4 separate regions of the Homo sapiens genome follow, and regions 1, 2 and 4 are each linked to region 3. A link is a loop called in an ENCODE intact Hi-C map of the cell type or tissue named here. Cell type or tissue: ascending aorta. All regions are shown on one strand.

What was found. Hi-C counts contacts between places; a loop is a spot of excess contacts. Peaks named below come from ENCODE experiments on the same cell type or tissue, not always from the same donor. Only the 100,000 strongest peaks of a DNase experiment are listed, where the experiment ranks them.
Region 1: a loop joins it to region 3, with 3 times the contacts of the local background. A loop is called at or near these places in 24 of 110 quality-filtered maps.
Region 2: a loop joins it to region 3, with 4 times the contacts of the local background. A loop is called at or near these places in 62 of 110 quality-filtered maps.
Region 4: it touches region 3 in a loop (2.5-fold over the local background); 25 of 110 quality-filtered maps call a loop at or near these places.

What each region holds. Positions count from the first base shown.
Region 1 is chr20:49,926,127-49,931,126 of GRCh38, forward strand. It overlaps LOC105372653 (a long non-coding RNA gene), which reads left to right. Exons shown (of 3, transcript NR_134564.1): 3 at 2,599-2,695. Among named protein-coding and RNA genes, the nearest start is that of RNF114, 7.8 kb to the right of the region's middle. RefSeq lists a silencer at 2,566-2,860. In ascending aorta, a CTCF peak has its summit at 2,733 (motif pointing left); a DNase peak (open chromatin) is centred at 2,695; H3K4me3 peaks cover 513 bases.
Region 2 is chr20:49,844,504-49,849,503 of GRCh38, forward strand. SLC9A8 (solute carrier family 9 member A8) reads left to right here. Exons shown (of 16, transcript NM_015266.3): 5 at 533-616. Among named protein-coding and RNA genes, the nearest start is that of MIR12122, 17 kb to the right of the region's middle. In ascending aorta, a CTCF peak has its summit at 1,914 (motif pointing left); a DNase peak (open chromatin) is centred at 1,910; H3K27ac peaks cover 1,682 bases.
Region 3 is chr20:49,539,428-49,544,427 of GRCh38, forward strand. It overlaps PTGIS (prostaglandin I2 synthase), which reads right to left. Exons shown (of 10, transcript NM_000961.4): 4 at 4,878-5,000; 5 at 143-294. Among named protein-coding and RNA genes, the nearest start is that of PTGIS, 26 kb to the right of the region's middle. RefSeq lists an enhancer at 2,374-2,423 and a silencer at 2,879-3,155. In ascending aorta, CTCF peaks have their summits at 2,487 and 3,915; a DNase peak (open chromatin) is centred at 2,514; H3K27ac peaks cover 4,686 bases.
Region 4 is chr20:49,885,583-49,890,582 of GRCh38, forward strand. It overlaps SLC9A8 (solute carrier family 9 member A8), which reads left to right. Exons shown (of 16, transcript NM_015266.3): 15 at 1,170-1,316; 16 at 2,247-5,000. The coding sequence ends at 2,354. Among named protein-coding and RNA genes, the nearest start is that of MIR12122, 24 kb to the left of the region's middle. RefSeq lists enhancers at 2,486-3,297, 3,298-4,109 and a silencer at 2,986-3,105. In ascending aorta, CTCF peaks have their summits at 3,085 (motif pointing left) and 4,650; DNase peaks (open chromatin) are centred at 1,215, 1,729, 2,495 and 3,096; H3K27ac peaks cover 3,298 bases.

The sequences.
Region 1 (5,000 bases), 390 kb after region 3:
GCTCCTAGGCATATGCCTGAAAGAATTGAAAATAAGGACTCAAAACAGACACTTGTACATCAATGTTCATTGCAGTATTATTCACATTAGCCAAAAGGTAGAAACGACCCAAGTGTTTGCTGACAGATGAATGAATAAACAAAATGTGGTACATCCATGCAATGGAATATTATTCAGCCTTAAAAAGTGAGGAAATTCCAATGCTACATCATGGATAAACCTTAAAAATATTATGTTAAGTGAAAGAAGCCAGTCACAAAAGGACAAATATTGTGTGATTCCACTAGATGAGATGTCTGTAATAGGCAAATTCATAGAGACAGAAAAAGGATTAGAGGTTACCAGTGGCTGGAGAGGGAGGAATGGGGAGCTATTTCTTATAGATGGAGTTTCTGTTTAGGTTGCTGAAAAAATTTTGGAAACAGAGGCGATGTTTGCACAACATTGTGAATGTAATTACTGCCACTAAAGTATATGCTTTATGGTGGTTAAAATGGCAATTTTTATGTTATGTATGTTATCACAATAAAAAAATTTTGGGGGGGGCCAGGCCAGTGGCTCACACCTGTAATCCCAGCACTTTGGGAGGCTGAGGTGGGTGGATCACTTGAGGTCAGGAGTTCGAGACCAGCCTGGCCAACATGGTGAAACCCTGTCTCTACTAAAAATACAAAAAAAAAAATAGCTGGATCTCATGACACCCACCTGAAATCTCAGGTACTCGGGAGGCTGAGGCAGGAGAATTGCTTGAACCCAGGAGGTGGAGGTTGCAGTGAGCCACGATCACACCATTGGAATCCGTGCACTCCAGACTGGGCAACAGAGCAAGACCCTGTCTCAAAAAAAAAAAATGGTGTGGCTGGGCACAGTGGCTCATGCCTGTAATTCCAGCACTTTGGGAAGCCAATCTGGGTGGATCATTTGATGTAAGGAGTTCGAGACCAGCCTGGCCAACATGGTGAAACCCTGTCTCTACTAAAAATACAAAAAAATTAGCTGGACGTGGTGGCACACACTTGAAATCCCAGCTACTAGGGAGGCTGAGGGAGAAGAATTACTTGAACCGGGAGGCAAAGGTTGCAGTGAGCCGAGATGGTACCACTGCACTCCAGCCTGGGAACAAAGTGAGACTCCATCTCAAAAAAAAAAATAAATAAATAAATAACAGAAGATCTGGACAGACACTTCACAGAGGTAAAACATACAAAATGGCCAATAAACAAATGAAAAGGTACTCAACGTCATTAATCATTATGAAATCTAAAATTGCACAGTACCACTACACACTCACTAGAATGGCTAAAAGTGTCTGACAACCAAATGTTGGTGAGGACGTGAAGCAACTCATACCTTGTTAGTGGTCATGGGAAATAGTTGGAAAATGGCTTGGTTTGGCAGTTTCTAATAAAATTAAACACACATTGGCCGGGCACGGTGGCTCACGCCTGTAATCCCAGCACTTTGGAAGGCCAAGGCGGGCAGATCACCTGAGATCAGGAGTTCAAGACCAGCCTGGCCAACATGGTGAAACCCCATCTCTACAAAAATACAAAAATTAGCCGGGCATGATGGCAGGTGTTTGTAATCCCAGCTACTCAGGAGGCTGGGGTGGAAGAATCGCTTGAACCCAGGAGGCGGAAGTTGCAGTGAGCCGAGATCGTGCCATTGCATTCCAGCCTGGGCAACAGCAAGACTCCATCTCAAAAACAAACAAACAAAACAGACAAACAAACAAACAAAACAAAAAAAATTAAACACACATTTACGAAATGACCCGGAAATTCTACTTCTATGTGAATGCTTAGTTTTGAAATGTCTTGTTAATTGTGATGACTTTCTTCTATCCTTAGCCAATGTCTCAAGTCACAATATACACATGAGGTGCAGTTTATTGTAGATGAAGGTGGATTCAAATCCCCTATTTCAATGTCTTCTTGTTAGTACTCATTATTTGGTTGTAGTTCTTGTCAGATATTATGAGATCGTTATGTTTTTACCTCATTATGTGGCTGACCCTTGATATAATAGAAACTGTAAAATGCTATGAGCTGGTGGGATAACTGATGAAATGCAATTTTCTGGAGGCAGTTTTTTTTTAATTTTTTTTTTTGAGACAGGCTCTCACTCTGTCGCCCAGGCTGGAGTGCAGTGGCGCAGTCTTGGCTCACTGCAACCTCTGCCTCCTGGGTTCAAGCGATTCTCCTGCCTTAGCCTCCTTAGTAGCTGGGATTAACAGGCATGCGCCACCACACCCGGCTAATTTTTGTATTTTTTTGGTAGAGACTGGGGTTTTACCATGTTGGCCAGGCTGGTCTCAAACTCCTGACCTCAAGTGATACACCGGCCTCTGCCTCCCAAAGTGTTGGGATTACAGGCGTGAGCCGCTGCACCCTGCCAGGGGCCGCATTTTTATGTGATCATCCCCGCGTGGCTTTCCTGTTTGAGACTGAATAATTCACTGTTACATTTCCAACACTTACCAGGATACTTAGCACATAGAGTTATTGGTTGAATGAATATTTACATGCCAGTGTCTCCTCTGTTAAGACTCCTTTTAGGCTGAGACTCTTTTTTTTTTTTTTTAATTTTTGTTTTCAGGCAATGTACAGTAAGCCATGATGGGCAGAGGCAGGAAATACTTAGAGAACTGGAAAGAATAAAGGAGCCGGTGTTCTCTTCGCAGGGCCCGGTGAGTCTGTGAGATGCTCACACGCCCCCTGGTGGTGTCAGTAGGAATTCTTCCTGGCGCTCAGCAATTTGGCAATCTTGAAGAACCGGCTGAAATCAAGATGAAATTATCTGCCCACAGGTTTAAAAATGTAGCAATACATGATGGGGTAAATTATGCCTAACTTAGACAAGTATAGCGATAAATTTTACATGTGGCCTGAGGCTGATAGAACTGTGACGCCTGAGAGTTACAGGATTTGAGGGCTGGAGTTACTTCCGATTCATCTTAACTGTTCTTAATGCATCATTGTTTATTTTTTCTTTTTTTAAGAGAAAAAAAAGTCACCCAGGCTGGAGTGCAATAGCACGATCATGGTTCATTGCAGCCTCAACGTCCTGGGGTCAAGCAGTCCTCCTCAGCCTCCCCAAGTGCTGAGCCCACATGTGCATGCCCCTATGCCCAGATATTTTTTGTATTTTTTGTAGGGATGGGATCTTGCTATGTTGCCCAGGGTGGTCTCGAACTCCTGGGCTCCAGGCAATTGCCTTAGCCTCTCAAAGTGCTGGGATTACAGATGTGAGCCACCTCACCTGGTCCCGAATTTTTAATTAAAAAGTGGTGCATGAACTTGATATAAATATTTAGACAACACAAGAGGAAACAGAAGGAGAAGTCTTTCTCCAGGCCCAGAACCTAAGACCCAGTCCCTTAGCTCCCCTTTTGTTTTTTGGTTTTTTGTTTGTTTGTTTCTTTTCATATAAAATAGAGACAGGGTCTTGCCATGTTTCCCAGGCTGGTCTCAAACCGCCAGGCTCAAGTGATCCACCTGCCTTAGCCTCCCAAAGTGCTGGGATTACAGGCATGACCCACCACACCCGGGCCATTTTCCCTTTCTAATAGGAACCATTGGTACCAGATTCTCAGAAATCTTCCCAGGAGGCCGGGCGCGGTGGCTCACGCCTGTAATCCCAGAACTTTGGGAGGCCGAGGCGGGTGGATCACCTGAGGTCAGGAGTTCGAGACCAGCCTGGCCAACATGGCGAAATCCCGTCTCTACTAAAAATATAAAAAAATTAGCCGGGCGTGGTAGTGGACACCTGTAATCCCAGCTACTCAGGAAGCTGAGGCAGGAGAATTGCTTGAACCCAGGAGATGGAGGTTGCAGTGAGCCAACATGGTCCCACTGCACTCCAGCCTGGGTGAGAGTGAGACTCCGTCTCAGAAAAAAAAAAAAAAAAATCTTTCCAGTAGGGCAATTGACTCATCCTGTTTTGCCCGGGACTTTCCCAGTTTTGGCACTGAAAGTCTCACATCCTGGGAAACCCCTCACTCCCAGGCAAACCTGGACACTTGGTCACCCTACTTTCCAAAGGCATCTATTTATCATATACAAACATATACATATATTAGTTGCATTACTTGGCATCTTGATGTTGTTTTAATTAAAAATATTTTTTGGGCCAGGTGCAGTGGCTCACACCTGTAATCCCAGCACTTTGGGAGGCCAAGGTGGGCAGCTCACTTGAGGTCAGGAGTTCAAGACCAGCCTGGCCAACATGGTGAAACCCCGTCTCTACTAAAAATACAAAAGTTAGCCAGGTGCAGTGGCGCATGCCTGTAATTCCAGCTACTCGAGAGGCTGAGGTAGGAGAATCTCTTGAACCCAGGAGGCAGAGGTTGCAGCGAGCTGAGATCGTGCCACTGCACTCCAGTCTGGGTGACAGAGCGAGACTCCATTTTAAAAAAAAGTTTTATATATATATATATATATGAGATGATTCAATATCAGCTTCATATTTATTTAACAAATATTTATGTAATTACCTAGCATGCACCAGGCATTATTTTGGAAGCTGAAGATAACAGCAGTAAACAAAATTGACAAAACCTCCTGACCTCATGGAATTGATATACTAGTAATTATATCTATTGCATTTGTTTAATCACCCCCAATCATCATTTTGGTTGCTTCCAGTATCTTCCTAGTGTGACAACGCTGTCCTGGATATCCGTGTGCATGTAGCTGTCTCACATGCATGAGGGTATCTATAGCAGCGCTGTCCAATAGATCTTCCTGCAACGATGGAAATGTTCTGTGTCTGATCTTTTCAATATGTAGCCACGAGTCACTTGTGGCTATTGAGCACTAGACATATGGCTAGTAAGACTGGGGAATAGAATTTTATATTTTATTTAGTTGTTTTGTTTTGTTTTGAGACAAAGTCTTGCTCTGTCGCGCAGGCTGGAGTGCAGTGGTGCAGTCTCAGCTCACTGCAAGCTCCGCCTCCTGGCTTCACGCCATTCTCCTGCCTCAGCCTCCCGAGTAGCT
Region 2 (5,000 bases), 310 kb after region 3:
CCACGCATGGTGGCTCATGCCTGTAATCCCAGCATTTGGGGAAGCTGAGGTGGGAGGATTGCTTGAGGCTAGGAGTTTGAGACCAGCCTGGGCAACATAGCGGGACCCTGTATCTTAAAAAAAAAAAAAAAAAAAAAAAAAAAAAAATTAGCCCGGCATGGTAGCACGCACATGTAGTCCCAGCTACTCAGGAGGCTGAAGTGAGAGGATCACTTGAGCCCAGGAGGTTGAGGCTACAGGGAGCTGTGATTGCACCACTGCACTTCAGCCTGGACAACAGAGCAAGAAAGACTCTGTCTCAAAATAATAATAATAATAATAATGATAAAAATAATAAAATACAGTTTCATTTTTTTTTTTGGTGGGGGAATCTCTCATTCTGCTTGATTTTATTATCAGGTAGTTATTTAAACATTATATGTTTCCACTAGGCCAGGCCCTGAGAGAATAATTATTTTGGCTCTTTATTGATTAATTTATTTCTTAATTACACAAATTCCATGCCCTTAAGATACTCATTTTCTATTTACAGGAAGAAGAAATGTTTCGTCCAAACATGTTTTTCCTCCTCCTGCTTCCCCCTATTATCTTTGAGTCTGGATATTCATTACACAAGGTGAGACTCAGGCACACATTGGTGCTTTGGTCTGGACAGTTTCTCATGTTTGTAAGGCAAGTTCCTTAAAAGCTTGGGTATAATTTAGCAGCAGCAGCAGCAGCAGCTCTGCTCCTTCCTGGTTGTGCTCAGTGGAAGCTGGACTGCAGTGCCTGACTTCTGGAGAGGAGCAGACATGATGAATTGGCTGCTTTAATGGTTTCAGGCAGTATGGCTCACTGAGCCAGTGTTTGCCATAAATGGGTGCTTTGCCCAGGAAGATGGCTGAAGTGATGTTAAGTGGCTCACAGATGATGCATTGACTCGTCTTCCTGGACACAGACTGATAGATGTAAAGAGGATAGACTGTGTCCTGGGACGACGGGGACATGTGCCCCAGGACTTTTGTTTCTTTCAGCTCCCCCACTGGGGCCTTTCTAACCTTCTCAGGCCCATCCATCCTTCCATGTCTCCCTCTCGGTGCCCTCCCCTGGCCTCAGACCCCAGCTTGATATTCCCCTTCATCCCTCAACCTCTATCGCTCCTCGCCCACTCCCTGGTCCAGCTTCTCCTTCCCAGGCTGGAGCCCCATCCTTCCCTGCCTAGTCCCACAGTTGCCTGCCCATTCTTTCCTCCCTGCCTTGGTGAGCAGTGGCACTGGCCCCTACCCACTTCTCTGCTTTGGCTTGGCCTTGACGGCCATTGCCTTGCAACTCCCAGTGTGAGATGTTTTTTTTTTTGTTTTGTTTTTTTTGAGATGGAGTCTCACTCTGTCACCCAGGCTGGAGTCCTGTGGCATGATCTCGGCTCACTGCAACCTCCACCTTGTGGGTTCAAGTGATTCTTCTGCCTCAGCCTCCTGAGTAGCTGGGATTACAGGCACACGCCACCTTGCCCGGCTAATTTTTGTCGTTTTAGTAGAGACGGACGGGGTTTTACCATGTTGGCCAGGCTGGTCTCGAACTCCTGACCTCAAGTGATCCACCCACCTTGGCTTCCCAAAGTGCTGGGGTTACAGGCATGAGCCACCACACTCGTCCCCTAGTGTGAGTCTTTCTGCCTGAGCAGGAGCTTCTCACTTTTAAGCCTGCTTGTGTGCGTGCATGGTTTTTTCCTTGTCTGTGAGTTTTCTTTAAACATAAATGTATTTAAGTTTTAAAATAAAGTGATTCAACTTAAAATACTAGTATTAATAATACAGCAGCTATTTTGTGAATGTGATTTTTAAAAAAACTGTGAAGATTGGAAAGTTTAGGCCAGTCCTTGGAGAGAGGAAAGCCAGAGACACAACACAGATCTAATCATGCGCTGCCCCCTACAGGTTTCTTTTTGGTAAAGTAGAAACCAAAAACCCCAAAACCCTACCTCCCAGGGTGCTTTGAGAGTCACACTAGATGAAAGAACGTAGGCAAAGCACCACCCACCACACTAAATAAATGAAGTGCTGCTGCTTGTTATTAATGATAAAAATGTCATTTATTATTAATAACAATATTACCACCAGTAGTAATAATAATTTATTAAGCTTAATATGGTCGGGCCCAGTGGCTCATGCCTATAATCCCAGCACTTTGAGAGGCCGAGGTGGGTGGATCACTTGAGGCCAGGAGTTCAAGACCAGTCTGGCCAACATGGTGAAACCCCATCTCTACTAAACATACAAAAATTAGCTGGTCGTGGTGGTGCGTGCCTGTAATCCCAGCTACTCTGGAGGCTGAAGCATGAGAATCATGAGAATAGCTTGAACTCGGGAGGTGGAGCTTGCAGTGAGCTGAGATCACGCCACTGCACTCCAGCCTGAGTGATAGAGGGAGACTTTGTCTCAAAAATAAATAAATAAAAATAAACTTAATTTGTTGTTGACATGGTATAAAATAAATAAATACATAATTTTAAAAAATGAGTTAGATTTGTCTAGAAATGTTTGGTAAAAACATAGAAATTAAGTCTTTAATTTTCCTGTACTAAAACAAAAGCATATTAAGATGTTCAGCCCAGATTTTTTTTTAAGTTATTATTTTATTGTGCATCTATCCAAAGAAAAAGTGAAAAGGAAATTTAATGTAAAAAATATTCACAAGTCTTACAAACTGTTAGTGACATCAGATAATTTTTAACAAGGAAACATAAGTTGAAGGTCACCATGTCTTTCCTTTCACTTTGTAAACAAATCTTAACTGTAAGCAGATATGAAAATATTTCAAAACATGCTGAGGAAATTGACTTGATTTTGACTTAAAAACATGACATTTTGAATATTAGAGCATGTAAAGTTTTTCTTTTCTTTTTTTTTTTTTTTTTTAGAGGGGAGAGAAACTTGTTCAAAATTTGAGGAAAGTAATAGTTTTTTAGAGAAACATTTTGTTGAAGATGACTTTCCAGCAGGAAATGTGACAATTTATATGAAAGGGACTGATAGGATTATGAAATGCTACTTCTGAAACTTCTATCCACTTTCTACCCTCGCCCAAAGATGATAGGAAGTAAAGTTTGAATATTTTATTTTAATATTATGATATCTGCTAATGTAAATTTGGATTTAGAATACAGATTACAGTAAGATTATCATCAGTTGATATGCATTAGCTAGGCAGCAACTGGTTCTTTGAATTGCAAATATTACACAAATCACAGGATGTTAATTATGTCAGAGAGAAACAGATAAATTTGCTTTATGTAGCAGAGGGAAGTTCTTGTATTATGGTAACTTTAACTTGGGTAAATGTTCAGGATCCAGATTAATATTAACCAAATATATAAATTATATCAACATTAGATCTCTGCAAACAGGTCAAAACTGATTAATCTGTTTTTTTTTTTTTTTTTTTGAGATGGAGTTTTGCTCTTGTTGCCCAGGCTGGAGTGCAATGGCACGAACTCGGCTCACTGCGAACTCGGCTCACTGCAACCTCGGCCCCCTGGGTTCAAGCGATTCTCCTGCCTCAGCCTCCCGAGTAGCTGGGATTACAGGCGTCTATAACCACACCAGCTAATTTTGTATTTTTAGCAGAGATGGGGTTTCTCCATGTTGGTCAGGTTGGTCTCGAACTCCTGACCTTAGATGATCCACCCGCCTTGGCCTCCCAAAGTGCTGGGATTACAGGTTTGAGCCACCGAGCCCAGTCTAATCTGTTTTTAAATAACAAAAGAAAACAGCGATTTGCAAAGAGCAACTCATAGATTGAAAGCCCTTTGTTTTGAAAAACCAAATCATTGTGTTTTAAAATTCTTTGTGCAGTAAAGATTGATATGCCAAACAAAGGAATTGAATGTCAGATGATAGGCAGCCAAGTCAAAATTGCAGCTTCTAGGAGGTGGGCTTAGTGGGGCAGTCAGTGTTCAGCTGAGGACACTCTTTCACAAGTGGGCTTTAAAATAGCAGGTCTTGATGTCCATGGTTTGGTGATTTCTGAGCTAAAAACAAGATTCTTGTTCACAACCACAATCGGGGGTGATCAAAGACTCTTGGTAGCTCCTAAGTGGAGTTCATAGGGTTATAATAAATAGCTTAATTTCCTTAATTTTATGGAAATTTGAAAGATGCTACCATGCTGCTTGAACTTGAATATTTTATCTTAAACGCTGTGAAGTATAGATAGAAACATTTTATCTGACATAGTTAATGATGATACTAATAGAGTGAAGTAAAATTGTTTAAAAGACCTGGCCAGGAAAAAGGAATATCTGATAGTGTATCTTGGTATCCTAATAGTGTGGACTTTGGATGTGAAACACAGTTAATTCCTTCAGTGCCTGTCTGTTGGGCATCTTCCATCTGACGGGCATTATGTCAGGGACCGTGTTGTGCGAAAGCAGGTGGGGTCATTGCCCAGAATGAGCCTGCAGCCTCATGGGAAAGTAAGACATCAGTACATAAATAAGTGCAAAATTGCAGTCTTGTCAACCGCTACAAGAGAGGGTGACTGTGCACTGAGAGCACAGACTAGGATCTGGGAAGAGTTGAAATGTCCTGAGATCTTGGGATGATGAAAGCTTAACAAGCAAAGAGGGAGCACAACCTGCTCGAAGCCACCAGTGGGACTGGAACCCAGAGAACAAAGGCGAGCATGGTGCCAGATGAGCCCAGAGGCCTCCCCAGGAGTCGAATCATTCAGGGTGGGGGCTAGCTGCATTTTAAGTGGAAATAGGGGTCCAGGTGAAGGCAGCACAATCAGATTTGTCTTTTGGGAAGATCATTCTGGAAAGACGGGAGAGTGGAGGGAAAGGGGCCCTGGGGGGTTGAGGAGACTTGTGCGAAGCTATGCAGTGTTTCAGATGAAAGATGGTGTGAGTGACGGGACACTGCAGTAAGTGCGGGGGTGCAGGAAGACTCCCGGGCTCCCAGCTTGCCACACAGGTTGGGCAGTGGTGCCTTTTACAGAGAATCAAGTCTGCACGGAGGGCC
Region 3 (5,000 bases):
CCAGTGATGGGGATCTTACTGCCTCCCTGGGCATTGGATGTCTTTCTGCCTGTGTTGCCTCTGGTCCTCTACCTTGAATTGGGCTCCCCCTCTGGGTCTTTCCATCCTCCCCCCCACCCACTGGGGCCCCCATGGTGCTTACCCACTGACAGGGAGCCACGGGCCAGTTTGGGGAGCAGCCGGTCGAGCTGGCGAAAGGTGTGGAAGACATCAGCTGAGTGGACGCGGTCCTGGGCCTGGCTTTCATGGGTGCGTGGCAGCGCCTCAATTCCGTAAAGAGTCAGGTAGCCGGCTCTGGGGGCGGCAGACAGAGGGTCAGGGGTCCTCCTGGGACACTCATGTGTGGCCACAGCTACTCACAAGAGCTTCATTCATACACCCAGTGAGCAACTACTAATCCTACTGTGCGCCAAAGACCATTCTGGGCACTGAACAGTCGGCAGTGAAAAAAACAAAAATCCCTGTCCTCAAGGAGCTGACCTCTCAGCACAGGGAGACAGACAACAGACGAGAGGATGAGTAAAATGAATAATGCGCCAGCTGGTGCCCCGCGGCACTGTCAGACACAAAGCTGGGTAGCAGGATGGGAGGGCGGGGGCTGTGGTGTCAGGTGCCAGGTGAGGGAGGGGCTGGTGTCAAGCTGACAGCTGAAGGCTGAGAAGGAGTCAGCCATGGGCAGAGCAGAGGGAGGGGTAGGAAGCAGAGCAAGCACCAGGTGTGATGTCCTGGGGCAGGAGGGAGCCCGGTGCTGGGGAGCAGCAAGGAGGCTGATGAGGCTGCAGCAGAGAGCTCGAGGGGACGGTGCTGAGATGGGGGCACAGAGAAGGGGAGGAGATGCCTGCTCCCAGGGAGGGATTCAGGGAAGACTTCCTAGAGAAGGGAGGGTCTGAGCTGAGATCTGCAGGATGATCGGGGGAAGCAGAAGAGGAACGTGTTCAGGCAACAGGCACAGCCTGTGCAAAGGCCCAGAGCTGAGAGTGCAACCGTGCCTGGTGGGAGAGGTGCCAGCTGTGGCTGGTGCAGGCACTGGAGCCGGGGTGTGAGGCAGAGGATGGGAGGGCCTGGGCTGTCAGGGCTGGCCACGCAAGGCAGGCATTTGCAGCAGTGAGAAGGTTGTGCTTGATCTGAGGGGCTCTGGGAGGCCCGAGAAGGAGGTCAGGGCCTGGTCAAGTGTGAAAAAGGGTAAGACATGGGAGCTAGCATGAGCTCTCATGTGCTCTCACTGAGGCACACTTACGCACACGCACACGCACACACACAGGACCACGCTCAGAGGACGCGCCTTCACCTCCAGCCCCCTTTAAATGCCCCAGGAGTCCAGCCCCAGCCCAGCGGGCTGACCTCAGTCCTGGGAGGGAAACTGCAGGCTTTCATTTTGTCATCTCTGCCTCAGCAGAGAGTCACAACAAAGAGACGCAACCAAAGCCCCGGGGCCTCACCCTCTCACCCTCCCCTTGAGCTCCTGGATCCCTGTGCAGACAAAGACCAGAGACCAGGATCTCTCAGGAGAGGGGTTTTCCCAGATGAAGAGAGAATGGAAGCAGGAATGAGGGTAGGTGGGGGCCGAGAGAGGCCTGCGTGGTCCCTGCTCTGTCCCTCACCTGCACAGTGGTGGCAGAAGTTGTAAAGGTGCAGCCCACACACTGGATTCAGTCCACAAATGTGTTTTATCAAGGGAGTTCCTAAAAACAAACTAAAGCTTCCTTCAAACATTTGGGGAAACTCACACAAAATCCGGATTTCCTGCTCATCTCATCTTGAAAAAGGAATCTGGCTGACCTGCGGTCCCACCTGGAAACCTAGCAGGAGCAGAGTTGCAGCCGCCCCTTTTAGACAGACACGTGCTTGCCAGGCCACTGCGGTACTCCCAAGGCCCTGTGGTCTCGGTGACACTGCAGTTGACACTGGTCATCATTTATCATCACACTTGCACTGTTGTTTTTTGCTAACTCAGAGAACCATTTCCCGGTACATATATTTCTACCAAAACAGGCAATGAAAAATAAACCAAAAAAGTAAACCGGCCGGGAGAGGTGGCTCACGCCTGTAATCCTAGCACTTTGGGATGCCGAGGTGGTTATATCACCTGAGGTCAGGAGTTCGAGACCAGCTTGGCCAACATGGTGAAACCCCCTCTCTACTAAAAATACAAAAATTAGCTGGGCATGGTGGCGGCACCTGTAGTCCCAGCTACTCAGGAGGCTGAGGCGAGAGAATCGCTTGAATCTGGGAGGCGGAGGTTGCAGCGAGCAGAGATCGCGCCATTATTGCACTCCAGCCTGGGCGAAAGAGCGAAACTTTGTCTTTAAAATAAAATAAAATAAAATGAAGGAAAAGAAAACAAAAAGAAAAAGTAAACCCAGAGGACCACAAGGTTTTGCTCTGTGGAAGCGAAGCCGGCAGCTCCATATCAAAAGAGCACGGCTGAAGACAGGATAATCCCATATGTAAATACACACACGACCCACAGGCGGCGCTAGAGCCACAAAGAAAAATAAAGCTGAACCAAGCTGGGTCACAGGAGGGAGCCATCACGAAAATGGGACTCAAGAAAGACCTCTCTGAGCAGGTGGCGCTCGCGATAAGGCTTAAACGAAGTGGGGTGGGAGCCACGCAGACCTGTGGGGAACAGCATTCCCAGGCAAGGGAACAGAAATAGCAAAGGCCACAAAGAGAGAGCGTGCCTGACCTGCTCAAGGGGCAGCAGAGAGGTAGGTGGGAGGAGGGGAGGCCAGGGCTACAAGGTGAGGACAGAGGAGAACTTTGGGTGTGACTCAGTGAGGCCAGGGCCAACACAGGCCAGGCTGGTGGGTGTAAGAGGTGGCACCTCACAGTTCGGGCTGCCTGAACCGGCACCCCTTTCACCTCTGTGTCCCTCCCATCCAACTGGCCCATTCTCTTTGTATTTCAGGGGCTGCTGATTGATGGCAGTGGAAAGGCCTACAGCTGCCAAGCCAGGGGGCAGGAGCTCCAGCCCAGGCCTCAGGCCCTGAAGACACAGTTACCGGGTTACAGGTATGGATTTACGTCTGATTCCCCCTGAGCTGATTCCCCTGTGCCTGCCGCTGTACCATGGAGCCTAGCCAGACCCAGCTGCCCCTGAGCCTGCCTCTCCCCAGCCTATCTCTCTCTGACTTCTTTGTCTGCACAGGGACCCAGGAGCCAGGAGACCTGGGAGGATCACTACTGTGAACTTGCTGGGTGGTTTCAGCTGGCCCTCTCTGGACCTCAGTCCCCATCATACAATGCAGGGTGGACCAGACCAGCATCACCCACACCAATTACAGCCCTTGACACTGTTTGCACCACCCCAGGGCAAAACAAAAAGAATGGGGACTGTTCGTGTGCTGAGAGCTGTGGCTGAGAGTGCAGACTCTGGGACCAGCCCTGTCCTGACCCCAACACAGGCCTCTGGGCAAATGACTCAGGCTCTCCAGGTCTCAGTTTTCTCATCTGTCAAATGGAATATGTAAAGTCCTAGCCTCCTAGAGCGATTGTGAGCATTAAAAGAGCTGAGACACGCCGAGTCTACACATATGCACACACATATCATAAATATACCCACATGCCCATATGTGTCAACGAATGACTGCCCTTTATCCTAGAACTATGTTGCTCTAATTTCTTGGAGGGGTTGAAATGTCCTTTTTTAAATTAAATTTAAATTAAATTAAATTCTGGTTGGTTAAGGGCATCACTAAAATCAGGGAGCTGTCCTTAACACCACTCTATCCCTCTCACTCACGCCCACGCTCCCCCATCCCCACCGCTGCCCCAGTCAAATCTTCCGGCAGAGCCAGTGAACTCTATCTCCAAAAGCTACCCAAATTCTCACCACCTCCCTGGGCCACCACCATTCTCTCACCTTGGTGACACCTGGCAGCCTCCTGCTAGGTCCTCCTGCCTCCCTCTCCACCCCTCCTTACCCCTACAGTCCATCCTCCATCCAGCAGCCAGAGGGGGCTTTCAAACTAAGTTAGATCATGTCCTGCCCCTGTGCAAACCCCTGATGTCACCCGATCTTACTCAGCATAATTTCCAAAGCCTTCCCTGACCTCCCGACTGCCTGAGGCCTGCTTCTGCCCACTTCTCTGACCTCCTGTCCACCTTCCCTCCTTGGCTCTTTATGCTGTAGCCACACTGGCCGTCTCTCTGAGCTTCCTCCCACCTCTGGGCCTTTGCACCTGCTGTTTCCCCTGCCTAGAGTGTTGGCGTGGTGGGCACTTTGCAGTTAGGTCTTGGCTCAGAAGCCAGACCCCCAGAGCATGACCCTGCCTCGTCAGTCGGCCTAAGAAAGCCCCCCAGATGCTGTCACCCCACCCGTGGATCTCTGTCATCGTGTTTATCACTCTCTGACATAACTCAATTCGGCCTCCCCCACTGGAGTGTCAGCTGTGTGAATTTGGGGACTTCATCTGTCCTGTTCCCTGCTGTATCCCCAGAGCCTGGATTAGTGCCCGGCACTGCTGAAGGAAGGAACGTTCGGTTGTGCAGTTTTTAACATACATTTACAAGACCAGATAAAAGGTTAAGGTCCCAAGTTGATCTCCCAAACATTTTGTTTTCTGTTCTGTGAAATCCCAAAGTCTGGAAGCCACAGGACAAGATGACCTCTGAAGTCTTGCTCTGTGACTTCCTCTCTGAATGACCTGTAAGGTCCCATTTCCAGCCAGTGTCTCCTTTTACAGTTCATGAGCTAGGTCAGATGAACAGCCGGGGCCCTGGTGCATGGCGTCTTTCCTACAGTCTTTGCTTTGGGTGTCTCAAATTGCTTCCCCCACCCACAGAGTCCTCACGGTTCCCTTGGCCACTGCTCATGGCTGACACAGGTCAAAGTGCCGGGCCCCAGCAGGAGGGTGGGGGCTGCACAGCCTCACCTGAGCAGGAAGCTGTAGGAGAAGTCGAGGAGACCCATCTCGTGCCAGCCACTGCCTGCTTCTGTAGCATCGCCCAACAGCACTGCATGGAGGTTGGTATACATGGCTTCTGTGAGTGCCTGG
Region 4 (5,000 bases), 350 kb after region 3:
CAGCTGATCCTGTGAACACGCTTGGCGAAGCACAGCACTAGCAGAAACAGGACAGCTCCTCTGAGGATGAACCGCTGAGTTTCTGGAATGTTTTCTGTGGCAGTCAGTGTGCTTGCGTTTTCCTTGGATGATCTCAGATTGTCCCCATAGCCTGCCAGAAACTGGCGCTTTCATTATACCCACTTTGCAGATGAGAATGCCGAGGCACCAAGAGAATCAGACAGCTGTGGGCACAGACTCCCGAGCCTGTCCTCTTTACTACCACGCTGATCAGCAGTCCTCAAAATGGGCTCCCCAGACTAGCAGCATCACTGGAAACCTGTTAGATCTGCAGATTCCCAAGCCCATTCAGACCTACTGAATTAGCACCTCTGCAGGTGGCTGCGGTGGGCTCAGTATTTTGTGGTTTCACAGGCCCCCCAGGTAGATTCTAATACAGACCAGTGTTTGACAACCACTGCTTCACAGCATCTAAATGCCCTCCCCTCCCCGGCCATCCTCTGCCCTCCCTGCACCTGCCCCGTCCCCCTCCCCACCACCTGCAGTGAAGCTGCAGAGCACACTTCACTGTGGCCCCACTGAGACTCCTCCAGCAGAGCAGGCGCTGCACTCAGAGCCTGTCTGCTTTGCTCCTACCTATGACCCGAGTCCCGCCTCTTTACCTCCGTCTCTCCCCTCCACATGGGGTCCTTTTCTTCGTCCCTCCCCAATTCCTACAGGATGTGTTCCTCTCCCCTCTCCTCTCTTGACTTGATTGGCAAAAGCCTGTCCACGGTGGAGTCCTAGCTAATAGAGCCACAGGCAAAGAGACAAAAAGCCTCCCTGTGCGATTTGCTGCTAATGAAAAGCCCAGAACAGCAGTTCTGGTCCTGGTTGCATGATAGAATCACCCAAAAGCTTGAAAAGCTTAAAGACCAAGCCCCAGCCTGGCCCAGTCCTTCTGTTTTAGCTGTCCTAGGTGGGGTCCTGGGCATCCATTGTGCCCTGATGGACGTTCCTGCCTCCCTGCAGGCTCCCAGGAGGCCGTCTGCTGCCCGTCACCCTGCATTGATGGTCAAGTGGAGTTAGGGTTGGGGACACTGGCGGCCTGGGTGGTGTGGGGGCTTCCAGGAGGTGCCCCCCGATGGTGCCAGCTGGTGGCCGTCGGGCCGCCTTTCCTCCCTGCTCAGGGCAACACTGTGGAGTCGGAGCACCTGTCGGAGCTCACGGAGGAGGAGTACGAGGCCCACTACATCAGGCGGCAGGACCTTAAGGGCTTCGTGTGGCTGGACGCCAAGTACCTGAACCCCTTCTTCACTCGGAGGCTGACGCAGGAGGTGGGATACCGGCCAGGCCACACTTTCTGGGGGTCCCTTGCCTGCCTCCTTCAGGACCTGCGGTGGCCCAGGGTGGGGTGGAGGAAGAGTGGGGAGGCAGGAAAGCTCACGTGGGCCCGCCAGGCCGCCGCCTCCCGATCTGGAGGCTGGACGTGCTTGTGGAACTCGGCATCTGCTGTTTTTCCTTCGCTGCCACATTTAGTGCGAGGTTAATAATAGATTTGTTAACACAGTTTGGTTTTCCTGGATGATAGACTCGGGGTATTGATCAGCTACTGAATCGGAGCTGAGGAATTTCAGACATACCAGGGCCTCAAGCTGTGGCCCAAGTCTGCCCCCAGCTCAGGGCTCTGGTTCTGTCCCTCGGGGCACTGCTGGCCTCTCTTTAGTTGGAGGCCTTGGGTAGGGGTGGGGCTCTTCCTGCTGCTGCCCGCTTTGTTTCCGAGCAGGCCCATTTTCCACTCTCCGGCAGGCCTGAGAGCTGCCGGTGTGTGCGCTCTTCCAGGAGCCAGGCAGCTCCAGTGACTGTGACCACGACCGCTTCCTTCTCCAGCATCCTGTGCAGTGGATGCAGCTGTGTCCCTGACAGCTGAGGAGATGGAGGCCTAAGGGGGTGCAGTAACCCCGCAAGGTCACAGCCAATATGGGCATAACTGGGAGCAGAGCTAACTGTGTCTGACTCCAGAGACCACATGTTCAGCCTCAAGCCATGCTCCCTCCTCCTTTCTGAATGACACCTCCCGTGACCTCCACCCCCACAAAGAACAATCCCAGCTCAGTTTGTTCAACTGAAACTGAAGTTGCCTGTGGCCATCACCCTGCCTCCCACCTCCTCCCTAGACACCCCACACAAAACACCCAGTAGCATCCCCTCCCTTCCATGGCCCTGCCCCTGACGCCCTGACGGCTTGGTTGTGTCTCTCGACCCAGGACCTGCACCACGGGCGCATCCAGATGAAAACTCTCACCAACAAGTGGTACGAGGAGGTACGCCAGGGCCCCTCCGGCTCCGAGGACGACGAGCAGGAGCTGCTCTGACGCCAGGTGCCAAGGCTTCAGGCAGGCAGGCCCAGGATGGGCGTTTGCTGCGCACAGACACTCAGCAGGGGCCTCGCAGAGATGCGTGCATCCAGCAGCCCCTTCAAGACATAAGAGGGCGGGGCGAGGTACTGGCTGCAGAGTCGCCTTAGTCCAGAACCTGACAGGCCTCTGGAGCCAGGCGACTTCTTGGGAAACTGTCATCTCCCGACTCCTCCCTGAGCCAGCCTCCGCTCAGTGTGGCTCCTCAGCCCACAGAGGGGAGGGAGCATGGGGCCAGGTGCCAGTCATCTGTGAAGCTAGGGCGCCTACCCCCCCACCCGGAGGACCCCTGCGGCCCCCTGCCTAGAGGAGCACCATCTACAGTTGTGCCATTCCCCAGCCACTGCCTTCATGCTGCCCCCGCCGGACTGGCAGAGCCAGGGGTCAGCCACCTGCCTTTGAGTCATCAAGATGCCTCTGCAGCCACAATTCTGACCTAAGTGGCAGGGCCCAGAAATCCTGAAAACCTCCCGCTGCCTTTTGTGATACTTCCTGTGCTCCCTCAGAGAGAAACGGAGTGACCTTTTGTCCTTTACCTGATTGGCACTTCGCAGTCTATCTCCCTGGGTAGCAGACGGCTGCTGCCCTTCTCTGGGCATGTTCTGAATGTTTACACTGGTACCTTCTGGTATCTTCTTTAGAGCCCCCTGCAAGCTGCAACTCTAGGCTTTTATCTTGCGGGGTCAGAGCGCCCTCTAGAGGGAAAAGCTAGAGGCACAGGGTTTCTGCCGGCCCACAACTGCTGTCTTGATTTGCATTTTACAGCAAAGTGCTGAGAGCCTCTAGTCGCCTCCTGCCATCTGATCTCCCTCCCCACCATTCCCGTACTCAGTTGTTCTTTTGTCTAATCGGAGGCCACTGTGCTGAGGCCCTGCAGTGTCTGCTCACTGCTGCCATCTTCGCTGCTAGTCAGGGTTCCATCCTCTTTCCCCTCTCCCAGTTCCCTACCACGTTGGATCCCATTCGTCACCCATGCTAGGGTCCCCAAAGCACTGGGGCAGGGGCCAGAGCAGCAGCACCCAGTGCTCCCTCCTCTACTCTGACCTGGGGCCCCAGCATCCTGGAGCACACGCTCCACGCACACACACCCCAGCCCTGTCCCAGGGGCCTGGCCCCCTCAGCCATCTCAGGGTGAGGAGCTGCCAGTCATGTCCAGATGGAATGACTCCCATCCTCTCCTCATCTCCCCTTTGACGAGCCTCAAACTGCTCAGCTCATCAAAGAGCCATTGCCAACTTCCGTATGTGGTTCTGGGTCCCAGGGAGCCTTGGAACCTGGCACCCTGGGGTGGTTTAATTCATCATTAAGAAGCATTCCTGCTTCTCAAGGGACACAGTGGCCTGCATGGGCCAGCATGGACCCTGGGCTGATCATGTGCATTCCTGCTTCTCTGGGGACACAGTGGGCCCACATGGGCCAGCATGGACCCTGGGCTAGAGCAAGCACATCTCCATCTCTTCCACCTCAGGCAGTGTGGCTCCAGATGTCAGGAGGGACTGACCTCAGGACCTTCCAGGTTCCTCTGTGCCAGGAATGAGAGGCCAGGCCCGATCCTACCACCTCGCCTTGACCCTGAAGTCAGAGCAGGCCAGCCAAGCAGGAAGCACACTGTTTACTTTTTGCATGAAAAGTAAATGTGTACTTGATAGAGCTAAAATATGATCTTTTTTAATTTCTCAACCCCATAATTTGAGCCATTGCCTTGCTTAATTTTGGTTTCCACCATTTCCTTTTAGTGGAGAAGAGAGGAAGTCAGAGGGTAGGGACCTTTGCCTGCCCCTGGGCGAGTGCGGGCAGGGATCTGAGACCAGATTGTTCTCGCACCCCTGCCAGAACTCACTCTCCCCTGAAGTTTAGGGTCCCATCTCCCAGATGTAAGTTGTTTTGCAAACTCAGTTTGCCAGGATTTCTTTCTTTCCTAATCTTAAATTCACAGATAAAGCAATGAAAAGAGTCAGATCCCATTTCCGTCTGCCCCCTCGTCACCAGGTGTGATAGCCCCAGCCAGGTCACACCTGGCCTCACACTTTGAGCTGAGACTTGAAAACGATGCTGTGGCGGAAGAGCATGTGGGGCTTGGTGGAGGGGCCCCAGGATTTGTTGGGGGCAAAGGGGGTGGCGGGACCGTTCCCAGGAGGTACCAGCACCTGCCTCGATCTCCTCTGAGCCTCTTCTGCCCCCTGTCGGCCAGGTGAGGTCAGCAGCCTGGGAGAGTGCCCCCAAGAGATGAGGGCACCCCGTGTTCCTTGGCAATCTTGGCTCACCTTGGTAACAAAAGGCCATAGAAGTCTGTTTTTCTGGGTCAGTTTTTTTTGCCTGAGAATAACAAATTGCTGCTGTCTACCTTTAGCACACCCAATAATTCTATTTGGGGCAGTGAATGCATAGAAGATATAAAAATACGCAGCTTAACTATATCTTCCTGCGTGTGTATTTATTTTCTTCTGGGTCTAGGCCATGGTACAGGAGAACTGTGGCGTGTAGGAGGAATACTTCAGGATGAGTGAAGGCTGGAGCCAGGGAGCGCTGGAGGAAACCAGCCCTTTAGCCAGCAGCCCCTCCACCACAGGCACTGCTGTGTGGAACGAGTTCTTGGAATGAATC